Regions from separate parts of the Homo sapiens genome. Here region 1 is linked to region 2. A link is an interaction called in ENCODE POLR2A ChIA-PET data of the cell type or tissue named here. Cell type or tissue: OCI-LY7. All regions are shown on one strand. Links, peaks and the distances in the headings refer to the core of each region. The heading gives the core; the rest is flanking DNA.

Evidence for each region. Peaks named below come from ENCODE experiments on the same cell type or tissue, not always from the same donor. Only the 100,000 strongest peaks of a DNase experiment are listed, where the experiment ranks them.
Region 1: POLR2A ChIA-PET joins it to region 2 with 37 read pairs; 5 of 35 experiments call an interaction of 5 or more read pairs at or near these places.

What each region holds. Positions count from the first base shown.
Region 1 is chr1:77,771,909-77,777,289 of GRCh38, reverse strand. It overlaps the pseudogene ACTG1P21. Among named protein-coding and RNA genes, the nearest start is that of MIGA1, 5.0 kb to the left of the region's middle. RefSeq lists an enhancer at 1,129-1,653. In OCI-LY7, for the core only: no CTCF peak of the experiment used is centred there; no DNase peak of the experiment used is centred there.
Region 2 is chr1:77,823,597-77,828,950 of GRCh38, reverse strand. All of the region lies in intron 7 of MIGA1 (mitoguardin 1), which reads right to left. Among named protein-coding and RNA genes, the nearest start is that of MIGA1, 47 kb to the right of the region's middle. In OCI-LY7, for the core only: a CTCF peak has its summit at 3,498 (motif pointing left); DNase peaks (open chromatin) are centred at 3,460 and 3,770; H3K27ac peaks cover 2,134 bases.

The sequences.
Region 1 (5,381 bases), core at 368-5,367, 52 kb after region 2:
TCCCAAACCAGTCTATTGATTTATAACAGAAGATATTACAAAGGATACAGATGAACAGCCGGATGAAGAGGTACATAAAACAAGATCTGGAAGGATCCTAAGTGCAGGAACTTCTGTCCCCATGGAATCAGGGTGTATGACCTTTTTGGGATATGGATGTGTTCACCAACTCAGAAGCTCTTAGAACCCCGTACTTCAGGGATTTCTGTGGAGGCTTCATAATGTTGTTACCAGAAAGGGGTACCAATCCAGATCCCAAGAGAGGGTGCTTGGATTTCGCACAAGAAAGAATTCAGGGCAAGTCCACAGTCCAAAGCAAAAGCAAGTTTAAGACAGTGAAGTGGTGAATGTCCACTTACTCTATAGACAGAGTAGGGCGTTCCCAAAAGGAAGAAGAGGAATGCATCCACTCTAGGTACAATATTCATTTATAGAGGAGTTAAAAAAAAAAAGATCATGGGAAGATGTGCTCTGCTACGAGGGTTTGTGGTAAAAGATTAATTTTCTTAATTACCATATTTTGCAAGAATTAATATTATTATCTTTAAAGCAAAATTAGGAATGCTTTTGCTCTCAAGGTATCAGGGACATCAGGACACTCCCAAGTCTGGGTCTGTTTAGTAAACATTATCAATCTGTTCCCTTAACTGTAAATGTTTAGAAGCTAGAAATGCCTAACTTTCTGGGAATGCAGCCCAGCAAGTCCCAGCCTCATTTTCCTAGCCCGCACTCAAAACGGAGTCGCTCTGGTTTGAACCCTCTGACAATGTAACCATAATTGATTATTAACTCAATCTTCAACTACTCTCTCCTCCACAGAGGATAGGGTAGGTATGGGGCCAACATTTTTAAGCTTCTAATCATAGCTTGAATTTGCTGGTGACCAGCCCCTATCCTGAAGCTATCCAGGAGCCCAACAAGAATATTAGAAAAAAAGACACTCCTATCAACCGGGAAATTCCAAGAGATTTAGGAGCTCTGTGTCAGGACTGGGGACAGAGAGCAAATATATATCTTTTCTTTCTTTGTTTCTTTTCCTTCTGTCTGTCTCGTTTGCCTGCCTGCCTGCCCGCCCGCCTTCCTTCCTTCCTTCCTTCCTTCCTTCCTTCCTTCCTTCCTTCTTTCTTTCTTTGTCTCTTTCTCTCTTTCTTTCTTTCTTGCTTTGATACAGGATCTCACTTTATTGCCCAGGCTGCACTGAAGTAGTGTGATCATAGCTCACTGCAGCCTAGAACTCCTGGGCTCAAGTGATCTTCCTGCTTCAGTCTTCTGAGTGGCCAGGACTACAGGCACTTGCCACCATGCCCAGTTAATTTTTAAAATTTTAGTAGAGACAATGTCTCCCTATGTTGCCAGGGCCTGGTCTCAAACTCCTGGGCTCAAGTGATCCTCCCACCTCAGCCTCCCAAAATGTTGGGATTATAGGTGTGAGACACAGTGCCTGGCCCAAATATGTATTTTTTATGTCACAGTGGTCTTCAGCAAGGTACTTACCCTTTTCATGTCTCAATTTCCTCCTGGCATGTTAGAAAGACAAATATAGGCCTGGCACTGTGGCTCACACCTGGAGGCCGAGGTGAGCAGATCATTTGAGGTTAGGAGCTCGAGACCAGTCTGGTCAACATGGTGAAACCCCATCTGTACTAAAAATACAAAATTAGCCAGATGTGGTGGTGCGTGCCTGTAATTCCAGCTACTCGGGAGGCTGAGGTAGGAGAATCGTTTGAATCCAGGAGGCAGAGGTTGCAGTGAGCCAAGATCACGCCGCTGCTCTCCAGCCTAGGCAACAGAGCAGGACTCTGTCTCAAAAAATAAAAAGAAAAAGAAAGACAAATATAGTAATGCTTAGAAAGAACTAAGAATCTTATGGAAAATTTTTTTTTTTTGGAGACGAAGTCTCGCTCTGTTGCCCAGGGTGGAATGCAGTGGCACGATCTCGGCTCACTGCGACCTCCACCTCCCGGGTTCAAGCAATTCTCCTGCCTCAGCCTCCCAAGTAGCTGAGACTACAGGCGCATGCTGCCATGCCAAGCTAATTTTTTGTATTTTAGTAGAGACAGGGTTTCACTGTGTTGCCTGAGCTGTTCTCAGACTCCTGAACTCAGGCAGTACGCCTGCCTTGGCCTCCCAAAATGCTAGGATTACAGGTGTGAGCCAACGCACCCAGCTCTTATGGAAATTTTTCACTTGAGTACTTGGACCTCCATAGGATCCAAGGAGGCAACTGTATTTCAATATAGTTGGTTTGCCTTGTAATCCCATGTATTTGTTTTATGCACATAGAAGCATTACTTTGAAAAGGGGGTCCCAGACTCTACCAGAAAGCCAAGAGGTCCATAAAAAAAAAAGGTTAAGAATGTAGAACAGACTGCTAAGACCGCGTCCACCCCGCGAGCACAGAGCTCCGCTGCCCTTCCACATCTGTGTGATGGTGGGCATGGGTCAAAAGGACTCCTACGAGGGTGATGAGGCCCAGAGCAAGAGAGGTATCCTGACCCTGAAGTACCCCATAGAGCACAGCATCATCACCAACTGGGATGACATGGAGAAGATCTGGCACCACAACTTCTACAACGAGCCGCGTGTGGCTCCAAGGAGCACCCGTAGTGCCGACTGAGGCCCCCCTGAACTCCAAGGCCAATCACGAGAAGATGACCCATATCATGTTTGAGACCTTCAACACCCCAGCCATGTACATGGCCATCCAGGCCATGCTGTCCCTGTACGCTTCTGGCCACATCGTGATGGACTCCAGCGACAGGGTCACCCACACTGTGCCCATCTACGAGGGGTAGGCCCTCCTCCAGGCCACCCTGTTTCTGGACCTGGCTGACCAGGACCTGACTGATTACCTCATAAAGATCCTCGTGGAGCGCCGCTACAGCTTCACCACCACCGCCCAGTGGGAAATCGTGCATGGCATCAAGGAGAAGCTGTGCTACGTCACCCTGGACTTGGATCAGGAGATGGCCACGGTGGCCTCCAGCTCCTCCCTGGAGAAGAGCTACTAGCTGCCCAACAGCCAGGTCATCACTATCGGCAAGGAGCGGTTCCACTGCCCCAAGGTGCTCTTCCAGTCTTCCTTCCTGGGCATGGAATCCTGTGGCATCCAAGAAACTACCTTCAACTCCATCATGAAGTGTGATGTGCACATATGCAAAGACCTCTACGCCAACACAGTGCTGTCTGGCGGCACTACCATGTACCCTGGCATCGCTGACAGGATGCAGAAGGCGATCACCACCCTGGGGCCCAGCACGATGGAGATCAAGATCATTGCTCCTCCCGAGAGTAGATACTCCATGTGGATCAGTGGCTCCATCCTGGCCTTGCTGTCCACCTTCCAGCAGATGTGGATCAGCAAGCAGGAATACAATTAGTCCAGCCCCTCCAGCCCCTCCGTTGTCCACCGCAAATGCTTCTAAGCAGACTTTTACTTAGTTGCATTACACCCTTTCTTGACAAAAGCTAACTTGCATGGAAAACAAGATGAGATTGGCATGACTTTTTTTATTTTTATTTTTTTTTTGAGGGGGTGTCTTGACTCAGTATTTTAAAACTGGAACGGTGAAGGTGAGAGTAGTCAGTTGGAGTGAGCAAGTGAGCATCCCCCAAAGTTCTACAGTGTGGCCCAGGACTTTGATTGTACATTGTTCTTTTTTTTAATAGTCATTCCAAATATCGTGAGATGCATTGTTACAGGAAGTCCCTTGCCCTCCTAAAAGTCACCCCACTTCTCTCTAAGGAGAACGGCCCAGTCCTCTCCTGAGTCCACACAGGGGAGGTGACAGCATTGCTATCATGTAAATTATGTAATGCAAATTTTTTTTTTGAAATGGAGTCTCGCTCTGTGGCCGATACTGGAGTGCAGTGGTGCAATCTTGGCGCACTGCAAGCTCCGTCGCTTGGGTTCACGCCCTTCTCCTGCCTCAGCCTCCCGAGTAGCTGGGACTACAGGCGCCTGCCACCACGCTCGGCTAATTTTTTGTATTTTTAGTAGAGATGGGGTTTCACTGTGTTAGCCAGGATGGTCTTGATCTCCTGACCTTGTGATCTGCCTGCCTCAGCCTCCCAAAGTGCTGGGATTACAGGTGTGAGCCACCGTGCCCCGCCGCAAAATTTTTTTAATCTTTGCCTTAATACTTTTTTATTTTGTTTTATTTTGAATGATCAGCCTTTGTGGCCCCCTTTTGTGTCCCCCAACTTGAGATGTATGATGAAGGCTTTTGGTTTCCCTGGGAGTGAGTGGAGGCAGCCAGGGCTTACCTGTATACTGACTTGAGACCAGTTGAATAAAAGTGCACACCTTAAAAAAAAAAAAAAAGAACATAGAACAATCCTGGCACATATTTCTAAGATATATGGCATATTAAATGAGACCCTTCAGTGCGTCTTTTAACAGAGGCTCCAAAGCTGAGAAAAATAAATGTGAAGTACCCTGAGCATTCTAAAAGAGGATGCCAGACCATCCCCATAGGACATGCTGGAAGACTGTGAAGCCAGTTTAGCAATCCTCAGTTCTCACACACCTCCCAGGAATGATATGTCAGGATTGATGAAAGAAGGTTGTAGAATAAACATGCCTGGAAGGGCCAGGCTTGGTGGCTCATGCCTGTAGTCCCAGCACTTTGGGAGGCTGAGGCAGGTGGATCACTTTGAGCCCAGGAGTTCAAGACCAGCTTGGGCAACATGATGAAAACCAGTCTCTGTAAAAATGCAAAAACTAGCTGGGTGTGGCTGGGCACACCTGTAGTGTCAGCTACTCGGGAGGTTGCGGTGGGAGGATGACATGGGAGGGTGATGGCATGAGCCCAGGAGATGGAGGTTGCAGTGATCCAAGATCGTGCTACTGTACTCCAGCCTGGGTGACAGAGCCAGACCCTGTCTCAAAAAAAAAAAAAAAAAGCCTGGGAGACAGTTTTCTGGAGTGCTGTGCATTTTTGTTCCCCTTCCCCAGGAGTGGGAAGAAGAGAGTGCTTATCCCACGCCATCTCCACCTCAAGCCAAGTAAAGGAACTTTAAGAAATTCAGACAGGTTGACTCTGTGCCCTGGATTTATGTTACCTGGAAAAGTCTAAAAGCAATAGGCTATCTAGAGAAGCCTTTGATGGCAGAACAGAGAGAGAGAGAGGCCTACAACAGAAGGGGCCTGTACTTGCAACTTTGCAAGAAAAATTTTCCTGTGGACCATGTGAGTGTCACAGAATGTAGCCAGGCTTGAATTATATTAGAAGGTTGTATCTTCAAACCAGGTTTAAATTGACCATCTAAATGTTCAGCCACAGGTTTTTTTGTCCAGGATTGGGGAATGAAACAGTAAGAGGTCCCCAGCAAAGGAGACAGTCATTGAGGAACATACAAAAGGGACAAGAAAAGAGCCA
Region 2 (5,354 bases), core at 355-5,354:
AATCCCAGCACTTTGGGAGGCTGAGGCAGGACGACCACTTGAGCCCAGGAGTTCGAGCCCAGCCTGTGAAATACAGGAAGACTCCCATGTCTACAAAAAATACAAAAAAAATTAGCTGGGTGGTGTGGCACATGCCTGTAGTCCCAGCTACTTGGAAGGCTGAGGTGGGAGGATCCCTTGAGCCCAATAGTTCAAGGCTATAGTAAGCTATGGTCACACCACTGCACTCCAGCCTGGGTGACAGAGTGAGACCCTGCTTCAAATTTTTAAAAAGAAAAAACAAAAAGACAAACAGACTTACTGGCAGTAGTACTTTATATATTTGAGGCTTAAAATAAAATACACATGAACCATACATTATATTTTCCTCATGTACTTAAAAAATTAGTTTTAAATTTCTACTTCACTAAAAATAAAGTTCTGTATTTAATAAGCTGAAATTATACCATTTACTTAAATTTATTGCAAAAAACCTTAATGATACCCATCTTGTCTATCCATCCAAATATCTATCATTCAGATATTACCTGCAGGGCCTCGTAAGCAGAAATGCACATGAGAATCACCTGCTGAACTAGGAAATACAAACCCAAAGCTTCATGTCCCAACCCCAAAGTTTCAATTTCAGTAGGTCTAGAGCAAAACCTATGAAGGTGATTCTGATAAACATCATAGAAGACCCACAGACCTACTACTATCTATACTACATTCAAACCAGTTTCAGACACTGAATAGAATTAAGTATGTCTTCTGCCCACAAGGAGTTTAAGGTTTAGCATAACACACTGGATATGTACATAAATAATTATAATGTATTGTCAAGAGTAATCAATGTCACAAAGGAAACCATTAAACCTCCCCACCCACCTTTATTTATTTATTTATTTATTTATAAGACAAAGTCTCACTCTGTTGCCCAGGCTGGAGTGCAGTGGCCCAATCTTGGTTCACTGCAGCCTCCTCCTCCTGGGTTCAAGCTATACTCCTACCTCAGCCTCCCAAGTAGCTGGGACCACAGATGCACACCACCACACCCAGCTAATTTTTGTATCCCACCTTCATATTTCATATAGGACTTCCACTCCAATCTCCAAGAAGCAGCTATTCTGGTTTTACATTTTAAGTTGCTCCCTTCACCTCTTCAATTGCTCCTCCCCATGGGAAGAGTAACTTGGCTAATGCTGAGAACCTGCATGCAATTAACCAGGTAGAGGAAAATAAGATAAAATTAATGTTCACTAGTTCTTGGTGTGTACTAGTTCACTCTCCTTCGCAGACTTTCTAGAGAAAGGTCAGGGTCTGCAAACCCATCCTCACTTTTGCTCTGGATCTCACTCCTTCTGAGCTGGACAAAGTGTTGGCAGAAATTGTAAGGCAGGCAGGGAATCTCTACGCAGCTGGCTGGGTAAGTATGTTGTTAATTTGCTCTGTATTCTCTTCTCCAGATAATTTTTTATTTTATTTTATTTTATTTTTTGAGACAGGGTCTCACTCTGTCACCCAAGCTGGAGTGCGGTGGTGTGATCATAGCTCACTGCGGCCTCGATTTCCAAGACTCAAGCAACCCTCCCCACTCAGCCTCCCAAGTAGCTGAGACTACAGGCGTGAGTCAACACACCCAGCTTCCAGAGAATTTTTTTGAGGGGAAAGGAAGAAGTTGTAAAAATCCTTAACACATTGTCCAATCTGGCTATTAAGAAAAAAAGTTTAGGTCAGGCGTGGTAGTCGGGAGGCTAAGACAGGAGAATCACTTGAACTCAGGAGGCAGTGAGCGGAGATCGTGCCACTGCACTCCAGCTGGGCCACAGAGCAAAACACCATCTCAAAAAAAAAAGGCTCTTTTTGGCCAGGTGCAGTGGCTCATGCCTGTAATTCCAGCACTTTGGGAGGCCCAGCTGAGTGGATCACCTGAGGTCAGGAGCTTGAGACCAGCCTGGCCAACATGGTGAAATCCCATTTCAGCTAAATATACAAAAAAATTAGCTGGGCGTGCTGGCGGGCGCTTTTAATCCCAGTTACTCGGGAGGCTGAGGCAGGAGAATCACTTGAACCCAGGAGGCAGAGGTTGCAGTGAGCCAAGAATGTGCCACTGCACTCCAGCCTGGGCAACAGAACAAGACTCCATCTCAGAAAAAAAAAAAGGCTCTTTTTGTGTTCTTAATTTATTCAGAATCCAGACCTGGCATGGTGGCTCATGTCTGTAATCCCAGCACTTTGGGATGCCAAGGAAGAAGGACTGCCTGAGCCCAGGAGCTCGAGACCAGCCTGGCAACATAGTGAGATCCTGTCTCTACAAAAAATTAAAAAATTAGCTAGTCATGGTAGTTCACGCCTGTAGTCCCAGGTACTCAGGAAGCTGAAATGGGAGAATCACTTGGACCCAGGAAGTTGAGGCTGTGGTGAGCCATGATCGCACCATTGAATTCTAGCCCAAGCAACAGAGCAAGACCCTGTCTCAAATAATAATAATAATTAATAATAATAGGATATGCCAGCAAGAGGCAGTATATCCATTATCATTTTTTATTTTCCTCCTACGCATGACAAGGTCAGAGATGAGGGAAAATCAGTAATCTTAGCTACATCTAGAATAATTATTTTTTCAAACCCTTCAGATAATTTCTAACCCGGAAAAAGGTAGATTTATAAAAAGCACCTTTTTTTACTTTACCAAAAAATAAGTTTAAACATGGCTTACCTTGTTTCATTAAATACAAATTTATATTACTATGAGAAAAATCAAATTAATTCCCAGAAAAAAAGAATGTTGTCTGCAGAATTGACTAACAATATCATTGTAAAACAACTTATGAACATGTGACATCCTCCTATCTATAACTATGAAATTTTTAAACCAGCTTAGAACAGGCCTCTTTAAACTGCTAGACTATAATTATAATAATGAATAGATAAGTGTTTACCATGTGCCTATGCTAAATATGTTATGTAATCTCACTTAATCCTCACAGTTTTATGAAGTTGATCCTAATATACTCCTACACATTACAGATGAAAAAGCTGAGTCTAAGCAAAGTCAAGGCTTGCTTAATGTCTCGGCTAGCAAGAGGGGTAGAGCCAGGATTTGAACCCATGCTTGTTTGACTCCAAAGCCCATATTCTTAATTACTAAGTTATACTATGTATAATTGAAATCATATTGGAGGTTTTCGTTAAGCCTTCAGAAGTTACAAAAAAAAAGTTTATCAATTATAATTTAACAATCTCTGAAAATAGAAGCTACAAATAAACATAAACATAACACTTCCAGATACTTTTAGCTAGAAGAACTTGCACAATAATGGAAATTTACAGTAATGTTATTTCATGTCTTCTCTGCATAACTTCCACGTTCTTTCTCATTCTGAGTTACAGTACCAGGTGCATACAAAGCCTGCCAGCAAGTGTTGACTTATATTTAACTCCCAGTGCTACAAGTAGCAACACAGAATGGCACCTGAGTCACAGGCATCCAACATGTAGATAAAACGTGCTGCCCTCTAGTGATTTCAACATCTCACATTCAGCACTAAACGGTCTTATAAGTGAATAAGGAAAACGTTTTCATTTTTAGAGAACTAACTCAAATCTTCATTTCATTTGTTTGTGATTGCACAACTCCTATATTCCTATAAGAGAAACAGAACAGGGCCAGGCATCGTGGCTCATGCTGTAATCTCAGCACTTTGGGAGGCTGAGGCGGGCAGATCACTTGAGGCCAGAAGTTCGAGACCAGCCTGCCAACATGGTGAAACTCCGCCTCAACTAAAAATACAGAAATTAGCCAGGTGTGGTGGGGCACGACTGTAGTCCCCAGCGCACCTGCAGTCTCAGCTACTTGGGAGGCTGAGGCAAGAGAATCACTTGAACCCTGGAGGCGGAGGTTGCAGTGAGCCAAGATCATGCCACTGCACTCCAGGCTGGGCATCAGAGCAAGGCCCTATCTCAAAAAAAAAAAAAAAAAAAAAAAGAGGAATAGAACAAATAACTATTGTTTAAGCCTGTATTAAACTCTTGGTGCACTAGCACTTAGAAATGCATGCAATAATGACTCATTAATTCAGGATGGTTAAGGAAATGCAGCATGGAACATGGCAAACAATAAATTATAGAATATGGAGTGGGTTATATTTTATGGGTGGAATTCATTCCTTAAAACATAATTCAAACCCTGCCTAATGCAAAGCTATTTTCTTATCATAGGAAACATTGTAAAGATGGCTTGAAATACAACTACTGTGCTATATTTCTTTTTGCAGGCATACTTTTAAACCACAATAATTATAATAAAATCTGTGTTTATGCTTTTAAAACACAAAATATTACTAGTAAACCATTTTGTATCAGTATCACCTCCTTCCAAAATATCAAAAATATTTCCTATTTTAATTATTTTTAGAGACTGAGTCTCACTGTTTCTCAGGCTGAAGTACAATGGCCCAATCGTAACTCACTGAAGCCTCGAATGCCTAGGCTCAAGGGATTCTCCTGCCTCAGCCTCCTGACTAGCTAGAACTACATGCACACACCACCATTCCTGGCTTAAATTTTTTTATAGAGACGGGGATCTCGCTATGTTGTCCAGACTGGGTCTTGAACTCCTGGTCTCAAGCAACCCTCCTGCCTCAGCCTCCCAAGTGCTGGGATTACAGACAGGCATGAGCTACCACACCCAGCCTGTTTTCTATTTTAACACAGATGACAGCACAGCTTAGGAATGCATTTGAATGTTTGCAATTTTAGAGCCAGGTTGTCAGAAGTTTTTCATTTTAAAAATAAAAGTCCTCCTATTTTAATACTGCTCTTTTATTTTCTCAGCATTAGTTCTAATATTTCCAGCATGTTTGCTGCTAAATTAACAGAAATGTCAGATCTTCTTTTCAGTATTTATCATATTTAATGGCTTCTTGGATGGCAATGTTACGGAATAGAAAATAGATTTAAAATTTAACCAAAGTAAAAACAACAACACAACCAAATCACTTGCAGAAGTTCCCATGCGTATAAACAACAGTATGGTTTATAGGCTATTCACAAAGGATAGTTAATATTTCTGGTTACCAGCTGAGGTGTCACGACCTATGTGGCAACAGAGAAACAGAGTTTAGAATTCAACAGGCCCACCAGCTTTGAAACTAAGTGATTCTTTAAAGAACTTTTTAAAAATTTTGTCCAGCCTAGACAACAAAGTGAGACCCCGTCTCTACAAAAGAATTAAAAAATTAGCCAGGCACAGTGGCATGCACCTGCAGTCCTAGCTACTCAGGAGGCTGAGGCAGGGGGATTGCTTGAGCCCAGGAGTTTGAGCCTGCAGTGACCTATGACTGTGGCAATGCATTGAAGCCTAGGAGACAAAG